Linked DNA regions of Mus musculus: region 1 is linked to region 2. The links are chromatin loops, found by intact Hi-C in ENCODE. Cell type or tissue: gastrocnemius. All regions are shown on one strand. Each heading gives the region's core, and the rest is flanking DNA. Links, peaks and the distances in the headings are about the cores only. Region 1 holds the start of Grasp (GRP1 (general receptor for phosphoinositides 1)-associated scaffold protein). Region 2 has its middle 21 kb from the start of Krt78.

The links. A loop is a pair of places that touch in the nucleus more often than their neighbours do. Peaks named below come from ENCODE experiments on the same cell type or tissue, not always from the same donor. Only the 100,000 strongest peaks of a DNase experiment are listed, where the experiment ranks them.
Region 1: it touches region 2 in a loop (3-fold over the local background); 7 of 42 quality-filtered maps call a loop at or near these places.

What each region holds. Positions count from the first base shown.
Region 1 is chr15:101,220,576-101,228,894 of GRCm38, forward strand. It overlaps Grasp (GRP1 (general receptor for phosphoinositides 1)-associated scaffold protein), which reads left to right and starts at 3,632. Exons shown (of 8, transcript NM_019518.3): 1 at 3,632-3,969; 2 at 6,339-6,388; 3 at 8,257-8,311. The coding sequence starts at 3,727. It overlaps A330009N23Rik (RIKEN cDNA A330009N23 gene), which reads right to left and starts at 4,611. Exons shown (of 3, transcript NR_045328.1): 1 at 4,399-4,611; 2 at 2,906-3,058; 3 at 616-1,614. It overlaps AU021063 (expressed sequence AU021063), which reads left to right and starts at 672. Exons shown (of 3, transcript NR_045996.1): 1 at 672-750; 2 at 903-1,039; 3 at 1,214-1,580. In gastrocnemius, for the core only: a CTCF peak has its summit at 3,698; DNase peaks (open chromatin) are centred at 1,128, 1,369, 3,625 and 4,154; H3K4me3 peaks cover 5,570 bases; H3K27ac peaks cover 5,788 bases.
Region 2 is chr15:101,970,722-101,979,040 of GRCm38, forward strand. It overlaps a transcript of Krt78 not described here. Among named protein-coding and RNA genes, the nearest start is that of Krt78, 21 kb to the left of the region's middle. In gastrocnemius, for the core only: CTCF peaks have their summits at 3,150 (motif pointing left) and 6,645; DNase peaks (open chromatin) are centred at 3,132 and 6,806; H3K4me3 peaks cover 1,363 bases; H3K27ac peaks cover 5,268 bases.

The sequences.
Region 1 (8,319 bases), core at 271-8,270, 750 kb before region 2:
GATTAGACGCTGAGCAGGTGTTCATTTGCCAACAGGGAAGAGGTCTGTGGAGTTCCTGCCCTAAGAGCTTCCATCTTCTGCATTTCTCCTGCTAAAGTGAGAGGTGAGGAAATATGTATTCCATGTCTCATGAGTGACGTGTTGCTGCTCTGAGGAAAACCAGACTGAGTGTCCCTTCCTTCTGTCACTCCAACCTGGCCATTCGAGAGGCAGATGCTTGGCCTCTGGATGGGACTAGACCAGGAGACACCCATATCCAACACAAACTGTCCTATCTACCTGGCTCCTACCTACAGACCTCCTGGGAGTCAGATCTCTGAACTGTACTGGATCAGACCTGCTAGAACTCTCCCGCAGCAGGGCCCCAGCACCAACACAACACTGTACCGCGAGAACGCTGTTAGGCAATAGGAGTCATTAAGAAAACAAGCATTCCCTGCCCAGCCAGCTGCCCACCGGCTGTTCTATACCTCCTGCAAGCAGTGATGTCATGCAGCTGAGGCCCAGCCCATCATTCCTGGTGTACCAGAGAGCCAGCTGAGCCCCAGGCCCTCTCTTGCTGCTAACTCCCCTCCCCATCCCCTCCCCTCCCCCCTCCCACACAGAAGCAGAGGCGGCATCCATAGAGCTATTTATTCATCCTTGCTAGTTCTGTGCCCTGAAGTAACTGACTCACTGGGACTCTACAGCGTCTGAACTTTCGCAGCTCTAGTGCTCCAACTTTCCGAGGGTTCCCCAGAACTTAAGCAGGTCTGTGGGGTCACAGGGAATTGTGGATTGGTGGGAGACTTGGCAAGGGGTTGTCCTTAAAGAAGTGAGAAGGGGCTTTGTCCGTTAGACAGCCTCTACTAATCCCATGCTACCCAGGTCTCCCCTCCCCCCACCCTTAAACCCCATCTTAGGATGGAGCAGCTGGAGCCAAAGAACTGGGAAACATGAACTCCCTGGGAACAAGACACCTGCTTCGACATAAGTTGCAGACGAAGTATAGATTTCTCAGGAGCAGATCCACAGGGGATTTGCTAAGAGGCATGAGGAGGTAAGGGACATTCTGGAGAGGCAGGAGGCCTGGGTAAGGCTAATTGGAGGAGGGGAACAGATGCTAGGCAAGGGGCGTGGCATAAGAGGAGGTGGGGCAGAGAAGGCTGAGCTCTGGAGCCGTGCTGTGGAGTACTTTTAACCGGCAGCATCTCCCTCCTCACAACTTCCTCAGTGTGAACTCAGTTACCAGCTCACTACAGATCCTCCTGGAGGAACAAATGCTGTATGGGATCCCAAAATATGGCAAGGTTTCCAGGTGGCGCCGAGCACCAGACGGCTTTGAGTCTGGAGATAGTTCCACCACAAGGCTCACGACCAGCAGAGGGTGCCACCATCCCACAGGGAGGCACCCAGGACTCTCCAATCCTCCCTGGAGAAACTGTGGAACCGCAGAGGAATCAGGCAGTCCGCTCCCCAGCTGCCAGCTGCTGAATTAGCAGTCTTTGTCAAGAGTCCTGGGTTCCTAAATCCATTCCGGGGCAGTCTTTCCCTCTCTGACTGCTGTCTCAGGCAGGAGGGCTTGGACCACACACGTCTTTTCCAGAACATGAGGCCTCTTCCAGCTCTGAAATCCTAAGATTTGAGAAAATCATGCCAAGGACTTAGAGAAATTGCCTTTTCTGGGCTCACACTTGCTCTGGGTTTTCTAGCACCTTCTTGCTTAGGTGAGAACTTCAGCTCCCTGTGGTGGCTTCTCACCTGGAGGCAAGAGGCAATCGGACCTGCACAAACTGGGGTTGTGGGGGAAGAGGTGTTTACCTCTAATCAGCACAAAGGACTTCTGTCAACAGGGCTGTTAGATACGCATTCACTAATCCTCCAGAGTAGGCAGGTGGCACCTTCATAGGTGGCACAGGATCTCGTTGGGGGTGTGTGGGGGGAGGGTCCTTTCGTGGATAAGAACTAGAATGAACGCAATACAAACTTTTCTGTCTTCTACCTTCGTAACTCCCCACCCCCTCCCCCACTACAGATGCCGTCTGTCAGGCAACAGACGGTCCAGGGGTCCATCTGTGTTAATGCTCTCAATAAGAGTCCCATGTTTCTCCACTGACTCTCCCTTGGCCCCTCAACCGATGGCCACTTGGTGGTTAAATCAGGGAGAGAAGCATTAAGGGAGACATCTTAGCTAACATAGTCCCTAAGCCACCCTTCCCACTTATACTTCTTGTGTAGTGAGGGCACAGGGGCCTGGGTGAGAGTAGGGGGCTGGAGGAGGGGAGGCAAGACACAAGGAGACAGCCAGACTGATGAACGGGTAGAAGAAAGTCTTTTCTGGCCTCTGAGATATGGCCTTCTGGCCTCTGCTCCCCCATGGTATGGGTCTTACACAGCACATGTACAGCATGCAACCGGCTCCCAGACCAAACACCTCTGTCACACCAGTGCCTAGCCAGCCCCTGGCACAGAGTCGGGCTCAACCTCACGATGAAGCATTGAAGTCAGCATCACAGAGTAAGGCAGAAGTTCCAGAATGGGGCTGCCTTGTTTGGACTGTCAACTTGGTCACTGAGCAACCCTCCTAGCAAGGTGCTTTCTGTCTGGGTTTCAGTTTCCCCCTCTGGGAGGGATGATAATGGTACCTGTTTCATAAGGTTTGTAATGATGTATGTAAAGAGCACGCGTGGTGTCTCATGTCCGAATGTGGAGCCCCAGGCTCCGTCTGTGGTGGCTAGACAACCAACTGCTTCCCTCTTTTGCTTCTTATTTGGGCGCCACTGACGACAGACTTGGGCTGTGGGTCATCCCCGCCTCTCCCACAGCCTGGCAGCCATGGTAACAAAGAGCTTGAGGGATGGTATCTAAGACAGGACTAGAGAAAGGCTCAGCGCCGGTCATGCCCCAACTCCGAGGATCTACTCACCTACTCTGGGCATATTCCAAACCCCAGGTGAGGAACGAGAGCCTTAACTCCAGCATCCAGAGTGGAGAGGTGATTTCAAGCCTTGGGGTGGCCCCAGTAGGGCTCGGATTTAAACCTGCTTGCAGGTTTCCACAGCTTCCCTTTCTCCTAGCCCTGGGAAAGGAAGGCTGCTTTAGTTATCTCTTCTACCATGCAGGTGGGAAGATGGACCCCTTAGCCCCTCACTCCCCGGGAGCTTCCACTGGGTGAATTCAGAGGTGTACCTCTCTCCCAGTTCCTTCTTCAGAAACCCCAACCCTCCCCTGCGCAGCCCCGGCCTCCCCCTCTCCAGTCTAGGGCTTCCTGCAGTCTGACCCACTGCTACCCTGACCTCAAAGCTTCCCCCAGTTTATTTACCACCACTCCTTATTGTGCCCCCATCTCCACGAACCACTAAGGCCATCATTCATTCCCTAACTTCATCCAATGTACGTTCACAGACTGCTTCCAGGTAGCATATAAACCCCTGCTCTCCCCAAATGTCCTGTCCCTCCCGCTGCCGTGGGCAGCTAGATTTCCCCCACTGAGCGCCCAAGTCCCCCAGAGTGTCCCAGAGCCTGGCTGATGGCTGCGCACTGTGGGCGGGGCTCCCCATAGCGGTCCCCCCCTGGAGGCGGTGCCTGCGTGTCGGGGGGCGAGGCCACTGGAGGCCGCTCCCCACGCCTCTCGGGAGTCTATAAAGCAAGGCTACACGCGGCCCGCTGGGCTGGCGTCCCAAAGCCGTCCCTAACACCATCAAGCAGAGAGAGCGCGGCCTCTGAGGGGCGCCGGACGCCGGAGCCATGACCCTCCGCCGACTCAGGAAGCTGCAGCAGAAGGAGGAGGCGACTGCCGCGCCGGACCCCGCTGGCCGGGCTCCCGACTCCGAAGCCGCTCGCGCCGCCCCGCTACCCTCCGGCCCTCCGGCTGCCGCCGCTCCGCCCGGAGCCCCCGGGGAGGAGCTGTACGCAGCACTGGAGGACTATCACCCTGCCGAGCTGTACCGCGCGCTCGCCGTGTCCGGGGGTACCCTGCCTCGCCGAAAGGTGCGTTACTTAACCTGCATCCCCAGATTCGGTACCCTGCCTTCTTCCTTCCGCAGGATACACTCACCCGCAGCAGCGCCGATGACTGCCACATTCCCCGGCCCTGCGACCCTGGGCCACCCGCCTTGCTCCGCCCAGAAGGTGCAAACCTGCCCACTCGGGTCTCAGAAGGCTGTAGCCCCCGCCATCACAACGCCCCCAGTTCGGGTGGCTCTCCGCTCCATTCCCCACACGCGGATGCCCCATCTCCTCCCACTCTCTTGCCTTAACTCCGCCCCAGCACCCCCTTTCTACAGCTTGCTCCATCTGGCTTTCTGCCGCCTCCTGCTCCGCCTGCGGGTGTCCAGAAGTCTAAAAACTCTCAGGACCCTGCCGCCCAAGCACCTTCTCAAGTTGGAGCAGGGATAGAGAAGGAACCTCACCACTTGCCTCGAACAAGTTGAGGGTCCTGGAGCCCTGGGCGGGAGAGAGATTAATGGCCCCTTAGAAGTAGTGCTGCGAATTCCCAAAAACTCCCCCTCCGCAGGAACACTCGGCTTCTTGGGCTCAGGGCCTCGTGCTTTGTACCGCATCTTAGATGCGGGATGTGAAAGCGTAGCTCTTCTAACTTCAGCCAGGACCGGACGCTGTGGGAGAGTCACAGGGCAGGAAGGATGCGGGCCGCACCCGCCCTCTGCCCTAAGTCTCCCTCTAAGTGAAACTCTTCCTCTGGCCTGAGAGAACCTGAGTCTTCAGATGCTGAGAGCCAAGACCCAGGTTAAAGAGAAAGAATGGGTAGCCCTTCCCTATGCGGCCCCCTCCTTCTCTCATGGTCCCTGGCTCCCCCTACACACAATGAACAGCTTGTTGAGAACTTGCATTTTATGAAAATCGGGTTGAAAAACAAAGGGGTCTCTCTGTACTGACCGGTCCTTCCTTCTTGGCCTATTTGGATACTGTCCCCACCCAGAGGTTAGTCTGCTTCTGGAGGAAGAGGGTCCCCTTCTCTTCCTTGCTTTAGGGTAGCTTATGGGGGTAGAGAGTGTTAACAAAAGCACAGACCAGGAAGGCCTCAGGCAGTTTGGCACTTGGGGAAAGGGTTGGTCCCAGATGAGACTTCCTCCAAGAACTAAAATCTTAGGAGGGACAGAGGTTGTTTTTAGGTTATCTGGGGTCCGGAAGAGTTCAGGACATTCTAAAAAAAAAAACAAAAAAAGCTCCCAGTTTTTCAAGCATAGTGAGACAAGTTTGATTCTGAGATTTACTTGTTTTTATTTATTCAATAATTATTTTGTTCTAGAAAAAAATTCATGGCAATATCAAGAGACTCAGGTTTGGAGGGCATACAGCCAGCTTCATCTGGAATCTACTGTCCCACCTACCCCCAAGCAACCTGTTCTTAGGAGATTTGGCACCTCTGTCACATTCAGGCTGTCATTGCCAGGCCCCTGGCTCTCTGCTCTCCTGAATACTGGGTCTGCTTGAACCATTAAATGGACAGACTCAGCTGGTGGGAATCTGTAGAGTAAGAACCCTAAGTCTATGGCTTCCTTCTTCAACTCGGGGAAGCTCCTGCCTCAGCTTTTGGGGCCCGGAAGGTCTGGACCCATCAGACATGATGCCAGTGGTGAGATTATTCTAGAGTCACAGGCTTCTCCAAGCTGGTTAGCAGAGGTGGAGTTTACTGATCTAGAACCCAGAATAGATGTGACCCTGAGGTCCCAGGGACCGTGTGAACTCTGGGAGTGATAACAGCAGCTACATTTGGCAAATAGTTAAATTAGCGCCAAAGCAGAGGTGTAGCTAGGAAGGAAAAGACAGGCAGCAGGAAGTGGGGTGCTGTGTCAGAGTTGGGCTCAGGTGAGAGTCCTTCCAGAAAGGGTTCCTCAGCATCTGCCCCAGGATAGCTCCTTGTCAGCATCTGCCCCAGGATAGCCCCTTGTCGGCATCTGCCCCAGGATAGCCCCTTGTCGGCATCTGCCCCAGGATAGCCCCTTGTCGGCATCTGCCCCAGGATAGCCCCTTGTTGGCATCTGCCCCAGGATAGCCCCTTCTCGGCATCTGCCCCAGGATAGCCCCTTGTCGGCATCTGCCCCAGGATAGCCCCTTGTCGGCATCTGCCCCAGGATAGCCCCTTGTCGGCATCTGCCCCAGGATAGCCCCTTGTCGGCATCTGCCCCAGGATAGCCCCTTGTCGGCATCTGCCCCAGGATAGCCCCTTGTCGGCATCTGCCCCAGGATAGCCCCTTCTCAGCATCTGCCCCAGGATAGCCCCTTCTCAGCATCTGCCCCAGGATAGCTCCTTGTCAGCATCTGCCCCAAGATAGCACCTTCTCAGCATCTGCCCCAGGATAGCCTTTTCATTGTCTTCTGACTGTTTTACCACCCAGGGCTCAGGATTCCGTTGGAAGAATTTCACTCAGAGTCCTGAACAGCAACGGTGAGTCACCCCCACCCAAAGTCCCTGCTGTCCAGAAAAGTGAGGTGGTGGGGGTGGGGATGGAGCATCTCAGCCCAGCCCCCTAGGAGGCATCTCCCATCCTTGAGCATGACTTCCCCACTGGGATTGAGGGGCAGGTGGGGGTGTGGGCTGTGTGAAGGGGCGGCAGAACAAGGGGGGCTCTTCTGAGTCATTAGGTGCTCCTTAACCACCCCCAATCAATGCCAGTTGTGTCTTTCTGGAAGAGCTGGATTAGTGAGAGGTGGGGGTGGGAAGGAGAAGATACCATGGAAGTCCCCTAACTCGTGCTCCTTGGCTTATTCCCTGAGCCCACCCAGCCCCGCAGGCCCAGACCATGGGCATTCTGTGACCAGATGTTTGAGTCTGATGGGTTTTATGAATCAGGCTTTTAGTCTTACATTGGTGCTATGCCATAGCTGCAGTTTGGGAAGGCTCTGAGATCTGGACAATGGACAGGCGCTCATCCTAGGACCTGGGGCTCAGGTTCCCTTTTTGCCTATGTCTCATGCCCAAGACCCTGGCTTCCCCTGACATGGTTCTGCAAACTGTGACCTCCTGGCCAGGTTGGTCTGTTTGGCCCTTTAACTAAGAATCTGATGATATATGCTCACACATACATTTGTTGTTGTTGTTGTTGTTGTTGCTGTTGTTGTTGCTGTTGTTTTGCGTTTTGAGACAGGGTCTCTCTACAGAGCCCTGGTTGTCCTGGAATTCAAGAGATCCCCCTGCCTCTGCTTTCCAGGTGCTGGGCTTAAAAAAAGGCATGCACCACCGTGCCCAGCTTATTTCAATATCTTAAAGGGTTATAAAAACAAAGAATAATATATGACAGAGGCCATACAGGGCCCACAAAACCTAAAATATTCGCTATCTGGCTCTTGCCAGTAAAAGTTCGCAGACCCTTCCAGGAACCCAGAAAGCACTGGGACAGACAGAGAACTTCCACTGCTCCTGCCCCACAACATACGGGGCTCCCAAGGAAGAGAAGTATCTTGCACAGCCTTAGGTGGCAGGGGCTGTGACTCAGGATAGAAGCTAGAGGCCTCGTCTCCAGGGCCTTTCTGAGGCTGCCAGACTCAAAGAGGCTTTCGCAGCCACTTTATTCTGCCTCTGGCTGGTGGAAAGGAAGGGGAAGGGGTGGGCAAAGGAAACTCTGGGCTCCCCCATCAGCCTAGGATCTGGAGCAGTTCCAGACCATTGTGTCCAGCAGGCTGCCTTCAGTTCGGGAAGGGGTGGCCCCAGGCTCCCCTCCCCCAGCCCTCACATCTGGTGGGCTGGCCGCACCACAGCTGGGAGGAGCAGCTGTGGTGTGGTCTGCGCCCAGCCTCGTGACTGCTCCCGGGGCTGGAGCTCTGTTTTCTCCAAAGCATCAGAGCCAGGATGCTCCAGCCTGGGGGGCCAAATTGGGGCCTTCGGTTAGTGAGTATACGGTCAGACTCAGTAGAAGTCTGGGGGTGCTGGTAGGCTCACTCCTTTCCAGAGTTCCCACCCTACCCTACACCCCACAGCCGCCCCACCTAAGAGGCTGGTTTTATTCTGTACAGCTCCTTGAGGCCAATTTCAGTTGGGTTTGGGAAGGGCATTCCAAAAATCTGTGTAGAATGAGCTGTCACAGGAGACTCTGGGTCCTTCTGGGATGTTCGAGATCAGACTTCCACTGAGCTGTGGGACTGTCAAGCTCCTGGTTTTGTTGCTGTATTTTGAGACAGGGCCTCACTATGCAGCTTGCGGCATCTTCCTGCCTCAGTCTCTCAAGTGCTCCGGTTACAGATGTGGGCCCACCATAGCCAGCTCTCCCATGCTTTTCTTAATTTTAGTGATCTTGACCCTCTGTCTGTCTTCTGCAGGAAGGTTCTAACTTTGGAGAAAGGGGACAACCAGACCTTTGGCTTCGAGATCCAGGTGTGAAA
Region 2 (8,319 bases), core at 71-8,070:
CAGGGTTCTCCCACACTCGACTCCCCCTGCAGGTAGCCTAGGATCCTGCAGCCCGAACTGTCCTGGGAACCTGCAGTGAGGTCTCCCAGAAGCCCCCTTTCCCCACCAGCTCCTGGATGCCTGATATCAGAACAAATCACTGATACAAAGGAGCCTCCGAGAGAGGTGACTCTCCTGGGGACTTAACTGTCACAGCTGATCCTGGGCAAAGTCATGAGACTTAGACTCTCGGGAAGTTAAAGCCAGGGATTCTAGTAAGGGATTTCAAGCAAGGAGCCAAGTAAGGCTGAGAGTCAAGAGAATGGGTTTCTGTGGGCTGAGGGTGAGGGTCAGGTGCTATCTCCACAGAGCAATGACAGTGGGACCTGGGGCAAAAGGCCTGGCCTCCCTAAGCTTCCCCATCTGTGACCAGGGAATAACAATCTCTATTCCTCCTGGGAACACGGTGTGTGTGAGACAAGACTATACCTGCAGCGCCCTCAGAATGAAAGCCAAGCACCAGCTGTTAACTTTCATCATTAACCTCAAGACCCTGTTCCTCAATCACCTACCAGGCCTGCCCTATCAGATACCAGTCTTCTGGGACTCCTTCAGCTCTGGGGGAGCTTGTGAGAAGCATGAACGGGAATGTGCCAAGAGCACGCTCATTTGGAACCGTGTGTGTGCGCTCACAAGAGCATAAATGAATGGGTAGTCATGGTGGTACACACCTGAAATCCCAACACTCAGGATGCTAACACAGGAAGACAAGGAGTTTGAGGCCAACCTGGGCTACACCCACAGACTGCCTCCAGAGAAAAATAAAATGGAGAAAATATATAAAGGCATGGCCCACGTGTATGCAACATTTAGCTGCATATTGAGTGTGTAAAGAGTGTAAGAGGGGCATGCAGGATGGAGAGTGTGCCAGGGACAGGTGTTATGAATGTGTAAGAGCTGGTATCTGAGGTTGTATGTGGAGGTCTGGACTCCCCACACACATCCTAGACACATAGCTCTCGGCATGAGTGCTTTGTCATTGACAGCAAGGTTCCATGCTGTAAGATAGTCTCTGACCTGACTTTCTTCTCCTCCTAAGCTTTGAGGGTTTCCAAAGAAAAGCCTCCAACTCCACCCCTCCAAGCCTCACAACGCCCTCTGATCGAAACTGGAAGGAGACCAGAGCCAGTCTGCACGGGGTGCTCGCTCTCTGTAGGGAAGCCCCGTAGGCTGGTGCCCTTTCTCCACCCTTGTTCCTGTGAAGGACTGGATGAGAGCTTCTGCCCCTTCCAGGCTGTAGAAACCTCTCAGACCATCTACTCAGGCAGGCCCACTTCCTGCTACCGGCAACTGGCAGGGACCTTCAGAGCCCACCACCATCCCTTTCCAGGGACAGAGCTCTGCTCCACCCACATCTCTCCAGAGCAAAATAAGGAAAGGGCTAAGGGAGGCACCCTCAAGGAGGGAAGGGCACTGAGAGGGCATGGGTAGGGGGAGGGATGGGGGTGCTTTCCTCGTGGCCTCTTCCAGGAAGTCACTTTTTGTGGTTGACACCATGCCTGAAGATCGCCATTATATGTGAAGCTAATATCTGCCAGGTGCTTTACATAGGCCACCTCTGGCTAAACCTGGTTTTATGGCTAAGAAAGCTAAGGCTCTGCAGACCTAAAAGGACTTGACCGAGATCCCACAACCAAAGCTGGAGTTTGCAGCTGACTGTAATTCCTCTCCAAATCCTATGTCTATCTGCCCTCTGGCATTGATACTCCCCTATCTGGGGGGCTGGGAGAAAGAGCCATGCTCAGACCAGATGGAACATCTGGGGAAGTGTTAGGTGGTGCAGTCGACAAAGATGCACATAATGACCTCAGGAAGGAGGGAGGTGTGTGAATGGAGGAGAGAGGTGGGGAGGCAAAGGTCTGGTCACCTCCGTGGGAACCGTGACCACAGGGGCTCGTGTAGGGTGCAGATAGTGTGGAACTGGAAAGCAAGTGTGTGCCTAACTCCCCCCCCCCCCCCCCCCGTCAAGTCAGGTTGCAACATCTCTGCCCCAAGCCTCAGTCCTCACAGCCATGCCTGGGTAGAAGTCTAGGGCTTGTAGAGGCCCAAGTGATGGTAACATTCAGAAACAGTAAAGCCTGGGGGGGGGGGGGACGGACTCAGAGGAATTCAGCAACCAAAAGAGCGGCATTGAGAAGGGGGACCTGGCTGAGCAGGCTGGTAGGGAAGAAAGAACAGGACCCAGAAAATGGAGAACGCTGGAGAGGCTATGGTGTTAAGGAGCCAAAGATGGACTCCTCCCTGAGGCAGAGCTGGAACAGGTCTTCCTCCCTCCTGGAATGTCACCTTCAGCCCCTGGGCCTTGAGAAGACAACAAGTCACTGGTGAGTTAGATAGGACAATTCCAAATCCCAGGCCCCACACAAACACAAAGGAAAAGGTGCAACCAACCTAGAGAAGGGAGAGAAGTTGAACAAGTGACCCCCTCATGAGACAACAAAGCAAGCAGTGGGACCCAGGCAGATGAAAGCTGGCACCCCTATGACACCATCCTCCCCCTCCTGTGGTGTTTTAGAGGTTCTCAGTATCTCTGCACCGGAGAGCAACAGACCCTACTGGAAGAGAAGGGTTGCTTGCTGAATTAGTCCCACGCTCACTTGGGATTGCGATCTGATCTGTAGAGAGAAAAGGGAGAAAGCAGAAACATTCATGGGAGCCATCTGTAAAATGAGGACGATAGCCCCTGCCTGAGTTATGGTGGCATTTAAGGGGTAGCACGTGTCTACACAGCCAGGGAAGAGTCAGGTGCTTCTATCCTCACCCAGGGCTAGGAAAAGGATGCCTGCCTGGGCCCAGACTGGCAGGTGCTACTCAGGACGGTCCAGCCATGCTCGTTTGCATGCTATTTGCATGTGCTCTTTCTAGCCACCAACACTTGTCACTCCTGTCACTTCACAGCCTCTAGGTCACAAGCTGTCTCTGTCCCTGCTTTGTGCCCTTTCCTGGACTCTTGGTAGCTGGAGGACCCTGGAGGAAGGAAAGAATTCAAACTGGGGGACAGAGGGTCGGAGATGCGACCCAGACTCTGAAGAAGCAATGAGCCGCTGCTATCTGTGGAAACCTGGCTTAGGGCGACCCCTACAGGGCAATCCCAGAATGCAGGGAGACTGGGAAATAGCCTAGCTCCTCCCCTCTCCCCACTGGGGTTGCTCGTGGCATCTCTTCGCCTCCCAGCGGTTCTAACGCTGCCTAGCACCCAGGATCTCCCAGATCCTGAGTCAGCCCAGAAAGTTACCATTTCGCCCCTCCACTAAATAACCAAGACCAAGTGAGTCAACGTGGTCTTCCCAAAAAGCGATGCAAGAGTATTTGGGAGAGTTGGGCTCTAAGAACCATCATTAAATATTCCAACATGAGTATCAGAGCCCACCTTAGGCTCACGTGGCCACCCGGCAGTGCAGAGTGGAAAGGGATCGTGACCACATTTTGGGAAGAGTTTAGGGAGCAGAGAAGACAGTAAGTAATGCGGAGAGATCCTCAAAACCACAGTACACAGTGGCCCTACTAAGTTCTCTTCAGTGAGGCCCATTCCACAGGGGATGAAGCCCGAGAACTGGACGGAATCCCAGCCAGGGAAAGATTTCCTCACAGCAGCGCTCCTATTGGGAGAGTGGGGCGGGGGGGGGGGGGTGCGTGTGACCTGGGAAGACACCATCTTCCTTCCCACCCAGAGTCAGTTTCTGCCTGTCTATTTCAGCAGGGAGGGGACCAGCGAGGGAAATGCAGCCACAGCAACATTGGACTAGGAGGGGAAATGCTAAAAATGCTCTGAGCCTGCACTTGGCTTGTGGACAGACACAAAGGGTCTTGCCTTTGCCGTGGGCTCCTCCACCCGCAGTGCGCCCCGGCGTGTGAATGGGGCCACTGGAGAGGGCAGGGCCGAAGGGTGTGTGTGTGAGAACAAGTGAAGTCATTCTCTCTGGGTGGTTCCTTTTAATTAGCACCCTGAAAAACTCCCAGCCAGCAAAATTGAGTCTTGCCAACAGGGAGCCCCACCCTTCTGGCTCATCCAAGCCTTAGGGGCAAAGTGGGGGACAGAAAAATCTAAAGGCAAAAAAGAAAGGGGCCTGCTTAGAGTCCAAATACTGAAGGGAGCCCTTCTTAGCCTTCCAGAGACCCTTCGGTAGGTCAGGACAGGGGTGCAGAGGCTGGCAAAGCGTGGCTGAGAAGGAAGAGAACAGAGAGTGGAGTGATTGCCATGTCCCAGAACCTCTGGGAGTCCAGACCCTGAAAATGACCAGTGTCCAGCCAGCCCTGGAGGTTGCCCTGTAGATAAGACATCAAGGACCAGGAGTGAGAAAGACATCCAAGCTCCACCTGGCCCTTTCACCTTTATACGGCTTTCTAATCAAAAGGTCACCTGGTCCCTTGTGGTCAACCTTCAGAACGAGCTCAAAGGGATAGAAGTCACAGAGGGTTCCATAAAGGGGACAGAACAAGTACTGTCCCCTTCTTCAAGATCCCTAGCCATGCAGACGAGGTGTCCCTTTGGTTTGTCCCCTCTCCCTCAAAACCCTTCTCCAGGTGACTCTTACCAGGCTTCCTAGGACCCATGTCCTCTGTCACCTGATAGTCTCACTCTACCTGACATTCATTTTTTACTAGGAGCAGAGGTCAAGGCCAGAGTCCTTCTGGATCTCATCTCCCACCCCAGACCCTGGCAAAGTCAAACTATAGTGAGAGCAGATCTGTTCACAGGAAAATGGCCAGGGACTAGGAGGGAACAGACACTAGCTAGCATTCAGGACTTTTCTAGTCACAAGGACCAGAGCCCCGCTCTTAATCACAGCCCTATCCCTAAAGAGTCAGTGTGTGACCCCCAGTGTGAGTCTCTTCCTTGAAGGGCTAGACTCGGTGAGGTGGTGGGGTGGGGGCCGGCGGTGAGGTGGGGGTCAGTCTGAAAGACTCTGATGCTCACTGCAGGGCGGAGGCGGGTATGAGAGCAATGGGGAAATACTAAGTGGAAGGCTAGGCCAACGTGGCCTAAGTTCATCAGGAGACGGGTGCTAACCCAGGCCCAGACGTGGGGCCTCCTCCTAGCTCTCTCTGACTCTAAAGTTCCTGCGGCCTCAAGAGCTGAGGACAGGGACCACAAGGCAAAGCGGAGAGGGGATACCAGGAAACTGTTCAGGGCCTGGAGTCCTCTCTACTCCCTTCCAGCTGAAGAGGGCTAAGCAGCCACGTCCTCAGAGCTGAACCCTCAACCCAGAGGACTATCAGGGAAAGAGCACCTCCGCAGACCCCAAACCTACCCAGAAAGCTGTCAGGCCCTGCTAGCAGGGTACACACTGGGGGTGGGGGTGGGGGGATAGCCTAGGGCTCAGTTGTCACAAGAGGGTGTGTCCTGCTTTTAGGCAACAGTGGAGAAAGGATGGGGTGACTGTTCTTGGGGACAGAGGAGGGCGTGTCAGAAAATGAAGGCGTCCTGACCCTGGGGCTGAGTGGGAGCCAGGGCAAAGCAGGCACCGCCCAGACGCTGAGGCCTCCTGCCCCCGCCCAGCTGGCTGCTGGTTCCCATCACACCCTGGGCAGTAAAACTGGATTTTATGATTGCTGTGGGGGTTTCTGCTTTCCTGGTTTGGGGGAGGGGGGGTTAGTTGTGTCTGCAGATCTGTGCAAATGTATCTCTATTGATGTGTATCTGAACATGTGTCAGTGTCTGAGGTTCTTCGTGGGGGCGTGTGTTTGTGTCTTCATGGGCTGTGTGTTTGTGGGGCTGTGTCTGTGTGAGAGAGAATCAGACCTACTGTTTCTTGAGGATTTGTAAATTACCAGACACTTTATCTTCACAGTAATTTACAGTTTAAAAGAAAGAAAAAAAGAAAAAGAGAGTCTTCTGTCTCTTCCTGTGCTTGTATAGAGTATATGACAATCCAGGCCTGCCATCTACACTTGCCTGGGCCTCTGTGCTGATGAGCCTGTGTGTATCGGTTGTGCCAAGGCCAAAGCCTGGAGAAGGTTGGCCACTAGAGCCAGGGTCACTAGAGTCTTAGAAACATGACCTTCTTAGTACCATGACTGTTTTCTGAAGCAGAAAGTAGTCGGTAGTGTGGCTGTCTGGGAACAGAAAACTTTGGCCAAGGACACTGTGCCAGGGTTCAACCAGCACAGACTGGCAAACAGAGGAGTCTGCCCTCTTTGAGAAGGTGCTGGGTACCCCAATGTCACTACCTGGAAAGAACCCAGAGGGACACTGTAAGGGCTCAGAGCTCCCATTTGCGGCAGAGCCTCCTGGGGAAGCAGGCCCTAACCAGCAGGTGTCATGGGCACAGTAAGGATTCAGAGCCCCCTTGATCGGCAGGGCCTCCTGAAGGTGTGTGGTAGCACTAATCACAGGTGTTGTGGACACTTAAGAACCCAGAGCCCCCATGTGGGGCAGGTCCTCTTGTGGACCTGGGGTGGCCCTAACCAGCAGGTGGCGTGGGTACAGTAAAGACCCAGAGCCCCCCCTGCGTGGCAGGGCCTCCTGGGGACCTGGAGTGTGGCCCTGACCAGTGGGGTTTGCAGCAGGAAGGACTATAGAAGCTGCTCTCTCCTCAACTCCTGAGCCCCACGCTGCTCCCCGCAGCCTCCATGGGGAAGCAAAGTCCGCAAAAATCCCAGGTTGCCAGGGTCGGGGGTCCGTCGGGGGCCAGGGAGCTGGAAACTGGGCGGCTTGCAGCCAGGGGGCGTGGCGGCGCGAGCCGGGTGGCAGCCGCCCATTGGCTGTGCCCGAGCGCTCCCACGGCCGCTGGGGCCGGGCGGCGCCACCGCGCCCGATCCGGGTGACTCACCCGCCGCCGCACCCGGCCCTGGCCCTGTGCCCGGCCTCTTCCCACCCCGGCCCGCCCGCTAAGCCGGGCCAGCCTGAGTCAGCAGGGAACCGCCCAGGGGTGGTGGGGGTGGCGGATCTGGACCTCTGGAACAGTTTGCCCGCTGGGGGAAGGGGAGAGCATAACTTAGCCTTGGGGGCTAAGGAGTTTCAGTGGCTATGGAGAGTGGGGAAGGGGGCTTCAGTTACTTTGAAATGGGTGGTGTTAGGGTGCTTGTACCAGAAGTACTTTGTCTACCCCCTTGAGGTTTGCAGGCATTACCATGGCAGGCCCAGAGGACAAGCTGGCTTTCTGGAGTCTACAGGTTGTTCCTTTGTGGCCACTCCATGGCCGGGTGGCCAGGGCACTTGTAGGTCGTGCCAGATTATATTCCATAACCTAGGCTCAAGGTGTTCATTCCAGCCCCATGGCCAGCCAGTCCTGCAAGACTCCAAAGCAGTCTTGATGTAATCTCAAAGCGCAACAACAAGCGATCATTAGGAAGGAAAAGAACCCTCAACTGCCCTGGGTACTCAAAACCAAACCCTGTGGTACATTTTTGAACATCCTACCTTCTGAATGGAATAATCAACCAGGCACACCTCACAGAGGTCAAACTCAGCTAGAGAAGGTGACTGTCCCAGGCCACACTGAACAAGAGAAGGGGAAGTCTAGCTTGAACCCAGGGCCACCAAGCTCGACAGCACAGCTCCTTCACTGCCTTGGTTGCACAGGTTCCTAGCTAGTGGCAATCTGAAGCCAACCCATCACACTACAGCAAACTTAGGGACACCACCGTCAGCCTTACCCAGGGTTTTCATGTCCAAGCGGAGGGAGGGAACAGAGTAGGGGACAGAAAGAAGCCATTTATCAGTTCATGTGGGCTTTGGAGGGGCTGACAGGGTGTGCCCAATCTCCAGCTAGGGAGGACACAGTCAACTCAGCTCAACAATGTGTAGGGGAAAAACACACACACACACACACACATGACTACATCAGTGTCTAGAGGTCATGTGCAAGTACAATATACACATTCGTGTTCCACAGGACACACAGCTGTTTTAAGAACTGTTAGGAAGGTTCCAGGCTAGGAATACAAAGTGAAACCCTGACATGGGGAAGCAGGCACCAAGCAAAAAAAAAAAAAGGAGCTTGGTGGGTAAAGTGCTTGCTGCTTGCTGGCAACCATGAGAACCTGAGTTCAGATCTCCAGACCTCAAATGAAAACCAGCCACAGCAAGAGTGTGGTGTAACCTCAGCTTTGGGGAAGAGGAGACAAGCAGACTCCTAGAGCCCCCTGACCAGCCCACCTAGCATAATTAGTAAGCCCCATGTTCACTGAGAAACCCCAGATCAAAAAATGAGGCGGAAAGTTGTTGGGGGAAACTTGTTGCAAAGTTTAAGGGCTAGAGTTTGGATCCTCAAAACCTACATTTTAAAAAAGAGGAAAAAAGACAATCTTGGTGGGCTACCTTAAGCCCAGCTCCAG